Regions from separate parts of the Mus musculus genome. Here region 2 is linked to region 1. Evidence: chromatin contacts called from ENCODE Hi-C or POLR2A ChIA-PET data. All regions are on one chromosome and are shown on one strand. The core of a region is the stretch at or near the end of the contact, and the rest is flanking DNA. Distances in the headings are between cores, read along the strand shown.

Region 1 (2,710 bases), core at 14-2,513:
GCCAGGGGTTCGAGACCTAGGAAGGGAGATTGTAAGTAGCTCAGCATACTAGAGAAAGCGATTTGAAAGTTATTTCAAACTTGCAGATACTTACAGCCTAGTTTTGTTAGAGGCTGTGTTGTAGGAAAGCCTACGGCGGTATGTCAAACGCTGGACCATCCTGAGTGCCTACAATTTAGAGAGAACACAATCACCTTTCACCATAATAAAGGCCAAAGCGTCACCACATAAAATATCTTACATTCATATACACACTCATTCACACCGTGCTCTTACAAAGGCCCGGTTCTAAAGAATCCCACATTTAAACTAGAGATGAAGAGCTCCTGGGCTCTAAGACAGTATTCCCCCCTAATTTATACAGCTACCAGTAGGATGAAGACACCGAACTACCCCAGTGGCGGCAGCTGGTAAGGCGTCATGACAATCTAGGTCTTGTCCCAAAACAGCGTCCTGGAGAAGTCTTGTTTACTACTAGGGCCGGGTTTCGTGCTGTTTCAAATCCAACTTCGTTCGTTCCTTAGCAGACCAGCTACTAAAGGACTCTCCAGCCCGCAGCAGCGATGCTGCATTTTGGACTCCAGACCGTCAACGTGCCAGACAAACATTCTACCCGAGAGCTTCACACACAGGCGACTTCGTTTAAATCTCAAGCCCTGGGACGAATGGCTGGAGTTGATTAATAAGCGCTACAGGTGACCTGTCTTCCACACCTTCCCAACACCCACTTTACGTAAAAGGAGCCCAAACGCCAAGCGCGACCCGGACCAGTGCTAAGGACCCTGAGCCGCCACTGCTTGATTCGTATCTTCCTAACCAAGCCAGCCGCCGCCGCCGCGTCCCGCTCGCTGACTAGCCACCATGGCAGACAGCACCAGGGGAGCAGCCGGAGGCCGCGCTCCGCTCGCTCTGCGCTTCACGACCACGACTCGGTCTCTCGCTCGCCGTAGCCGACGGCCAGGGTGCGCGCAGCTCCGGCCACTCACCGCTTCGGAAGCCGGGTTTGATCTCGGGCTTCCCGAGTCTACGAGCCGAGGCCTCGGCCGGTACGCACCTCTCCTCGTCCCTCACCACCGACCCCAGCGACAGTCCCGACCCCAAGGGCGTCCCGCCCGCCTGACGCCTCGGATGGCTACGGATCGTAAACGGTAAAAAAACACAGAGCAGAAGAAGGCCACCATACCTCTGAGCACCGTCCCCGGAAGAGGAAAAGGAAGGGGCGGGTGAGTTCAGGGGTCAAGTGTGACGGCGCCGGACAGGAAGTACGTCAGGGAAGGCGGCGCGTCAGCGAGCGCGCCGCCATGTTGTACGGAAGCGGACGCGGGGAACCTGTGTGGATGGCGCCGCGTTGAGCGGCGGATGTGTAGTGCGGCTTCCGTAGGCGGGTGCGTTTTCTAGCCCCGGTAGGAACGTCACGTGAGAAGTTAGGTGTAGGGTCCCTGGTGGGAGCAAAAGCGAGTGACAGAGGAGGCGTCCCCACTTCCATAAGAGAAAACAAGGGCCACGATGCCTTTATCCTAGGGTAATTAGACCTGGTTTAAAATCTTTATGGCGTCCTGTACATAAGGTAGCCCGGGCCCTTCTGCTTCCCGGCCTCTTCTGTTTTTCAGCCAGAGCACACACTTTACAGACTTTTAACCAAGCATTTGCTAATTACTAGCTATCTCACTTTGGGCAAGTCCGCAAGTCTCTAAAAGGAAGATATTAAATACCCCTGTGGCGCTCTGATCAAAAGATCTCCCAAAGTTAAAGCACTTAACCTGCAAGTCTTACAGAGAGCAAGAACGCTATAAAGGGTGGTTAATTTATGATTGTGTGCAAACGACTATTTGAGACTTTGCCTGGATGGTAAAGTTTTGTCTGCAAGATGAAGAGGAGGACCAGAGGGAGTCAGCGACCTCCAAATGTCTATGTGAACGTTTACACTATGGGTCCTTGTTTTTCATCATGTTGTCAAAAGTAATGAACACCTTCCTTGGACTTGAAAGAAGAGCCCATTATCACTGCCATCTTTGTCAAGAAACTAGGTAAACCGCTCTGACTATATCCTTTCCTCGGGTCTCTCTCAAATAGCTGTCCGTATGCATGCGCCTGCGGTCTCTGTTCTTCCCACTGTGGAATCTCTCCAGTCTCTGTTTTAGGCGTTGGATAAAGGCTGGTGTAGAGAGACAAACCTAGTTTTGAATAAATGAATGAATACATTTCCTTATTCATTTTTAAATGAAGACATGCCAAGGCAAGATCATCAAATTAAGCCGGGCAGTGGTGGCGCACGCCTTTAATCCCAGCACTTGGGAGGCAGAGGCAGGCAGATTTCTGAGTTCAAGGCCAGCCAGCCTGGTCTACAGAGTGAGTTCCAGGACATCCAGGGCTACACAGAGAAACCCTGTCTCGAAAAAGCAAAAAAAAAAAAAAAAAAAAAAAAAAAAAAGCAAAAAAAAAAGAAAAAAAAAGTCATCAAATTAATGACCTAAATGTTTTCACCCAGTCCATTCATGTTTTCATTGCATAACATGTAATGCCCTGATATAATCAGCTACCCGCTAACAACCACATGGTTAATAAAGTGTTCCACTCCATGGAGCGCTACAGATTCTGACGAATAATGGTGTAAAAGGAAAAAGAGTCGACACTGAAAACCTTCCAATCTCTCCATCTTGATGCAGATAAACATAGCCACACTTAGAAATCACATTAAAAGCTGTATCTG
Region 2 (2,700 bases), core at 164-2,663, 520 kb after region 1:
TGTGACAACCGATATACAAAGGGGGCTTTTTTTTTTGTATCGACCTTCCAGGTTCCGGTTACGTGTCACGCAACATCAGGACCAGATGCCCACTGACCTCCACAAGCTTCATCATAGGCACGGGGTTGAAAAAGTGGAGGCCAGCAAATCGGTCTTGTCTGGTGGTGGCATTGGCTATGTTTGTGATCTGCAAAGAAGACGTGTTGCTGGCAAAGATGGTGTGTCTGTGGAGAGAAGAAACACGGGAGCCCATTGTCAGCATCACGGCACCGTATCATCCCGGTGCCCGAGGCAGACCTACCACCACTCCCCACCCCACCGCATGTCCCGCTGAGGAAGTCAGTCAGAAGGTGCAGCAACAGGAGAGGCTGAAACCAAGCGACTGCGTTTTCTATTTAAATCCCCACATCTACCAGACGTGGCACAGTGAAGTGATCAGACACTTGAAACTGTAAACAATCCTCAGAGAAACACAGCTGCGCCCCCAGGAGCATAGAACAGTTCCCCCTCTAGTGCAGAGCTTTAACCTGGTCATTAGACAAGAATGGAAATGAAGACACAGGCTTTGAACATGGCCGAAAGGGAAGTTTAGTCTCAGACAACCTGGGACAGAAGAGTACACACACACACACACACACACACACACACACAAAACACATGTTCACAGACCTCCGTTTTACAGGCTATCCTGAAAACACACTTGTCTTATTTTATGCATATAGAACCTTAACTTATCAACTTGCAAATCACATACTGTCAGAGACCAAATCCAATTCTCTTCTCAAAACTTCATCTGCTAAGACCAGAAATAAAGTGAGGCTGCCAAAGGCACCAAGGCAAATCCCGTTCCTACAGCGCCACCTTGTGGATAACTTACAAACCAGTAGGATGCCCTTTAGCACAGTTGGATCTGGTCCTACTACCCAAGGACAGTGGCCCCTACTGACCATATTCTCTCTAGGGTTGCTGACCAAAGTCAGGGGCTGGCAGGAAGAAACCAGCTGGGGCAAAAAGAAATCAGTAATTTGGAAAAGAGAGACGCCTGTGAGTATCCAAATACACATATACACCTAGTACCTGGGTGGCTGAGGCAGGATTGTGGGTTGGAGGTTGTCACCTTGGACTACAGAAGAAGACCGTCTTTGGTGTGTGTGTGTAGACTAAGTGGGTAGGTAGGTAAGGGACGAAGGTATCCGAGGCTTAAGGTCAGGCACTAACAGATCCAACCTCTGGGGCGGGCTTTTTAAAAATCCAAGGTACCAACTGGGAAGGTCTTTGAAATCTTCTACCTCAAGACCCTTCAGTCACAGGCTGGAAACTTTGGGCCATCCCCAGGTAAGGTAGAGCTGGCCTAGCCTCCCGACTGCCCCTCCCCCATCCTCTCCTTACCCTCCACTGACACCAGGGGGCGTTGGATGCTCACTGCCACTAGGTGACCTCGCATCAAGGTCAGACTGCTTCAGGAGAACAGTGAAGTCACGTTGTTGTTACTGGCCTTGGTTTGATGGCCTTCCCAGGCTCTGTGCTGACTTGAGAGACAAACCCCAGTACCAGGTGTCCTCTTTGTCCTGTTTCTGAAGCGCTAAATGCACATGACCAGCAGAGTGCTGTACAGGGGACAAGAAGGTCACCAGGACACACACCTGAGGGTTTACAGCCCCATAAGCTGATGTGCAAGTGTTTCCTTCAGCCACGGGTCACCGGTGCTTCCCTAAAAATGACTTTTGCTTGTAACTTTACTCCATTCCAGTCTAACCAAGAAGGGAAGTGTGGCCAAGTCGGCCATGGGCCATAGACACATCACGTGGGCATAAGCACGCGGCAGTGAACCAGCCAGTCATCATAACTGCCAAAAGCTAAGAGTCAAACACTAAGAGGCGGTCCTAGAGTGTGACCCTACAGTGTTACCTATGTACCATTTTACAAGCCTGGCAACTCCTCCATGACCCTGCTATGGCTGCCTTTCCTGCTGTCCTTCCCAGGAAGCCTGGTGTTCACTGAATGCCCTCAAGCGGGTTCCAATTAAACCCAAATAAAATTGAAAACAGAAAAGTGTTCAAAATGGCACAAAGGCGCTTTGCCTTCTGTCTGGTCCGCTCTGAACTCCCCAGCAGGCATTTATTTAAGACTTTCCCCCGGGGCTGGTGAGATGGCTCAGCGGTTAAGAGCACCGACTGCTCTTCCAAAGGTCCTGAGTTCAAAATCCCAGCAACCACATGGTGGCTCACAACCATCCGTAACGAGATCTGATGCTCTCTCCTGGAGTGTCTGAGGACAGCTACAGTGTACTTACATATAATAAATAAATAAATCTGTTTTTAAAAAAAAAAGACTTTCCCCGTGTCCCACAATGACTGCAGGAAACACACAGGTGTGACACTGGACATGGGCAGTTATACCCCTCATGTGCACAAGGAACACAGGATGAAACCCAGTAGTTCTGCAAAGAGGTGACGGAGGCTGGGGGGTCCAGGGAGCCATGGAGCTGTGGTGAGCCGGCCCAGAGCAAGAGTGGGGTTGAGGCGAGTCCAAGCCTGGAAATCTCCTCCTCTCTGTCCTGCCTGTGTCTGTCCCCGTGCACATAGCCCTGTGCCCTCACAGTTTGCCCCCTGGTGGAGGTCACACAGCCCAGTAGCCAGGTTGAACTGCCTCTTGCCTTATAAGGTCACGTCCAATGGCACCTGGAATTCCTCCTTATTT

The links. A loop is a pair of places that touch in the nucleus more often than their neighbours do. ChIA-PET counts read pairs that join two places held with the same protein, here RNA polymerase II (POLR2A).
Region 2: a loop to region 1 is called in a map of CH12.LX, with 2.9 times the contacts of the local background. The contact joins the enhancer-like site here to the promoter of Rpl34 in region 1. A Hi-C loop is called at or near these places in 1 of 37 maps with a recorded cell type or tissue (CH12.LX). POLR2A ChIA-PET finds 5 or more read pairs at or near these places in 3 of 5 experiments (Patski and embryonic stem cell).

The regions. Positions count from the first base shown.
Region 1 is chr3:130,729,135-130,731,844 of GRCm38, forward strand. It overlaps Rpl34 (ribosomal protein L34), which reads right to left and starts at 1,264. Exons shown (of 5, transcript NM_001005859.3): 1 at 1,184-1,264; 2 at 95-168; 3 at 1-16. The coding sequence starts at 159.
Region 2 is chr3:131,245,063-131,247,762 of GRCm38, forward strand. It overlaps Hadh (hydroxyacyl-Coenzyme A dehydrogenase), which reads right to left. Exons shown (of 8, transcript NM_008212.4): 4 at 98-224. Among named protein-coding and RNA genes, the nearest start is that of Hadh, 26 kb to the right of the region's middle. Within about 2 kb of position 1,414, at least 1 of the 3 ENCODE cell types and tissues checked has a DNase peak (open chromatin) inside an H3K27ac peak, as active enhancers do.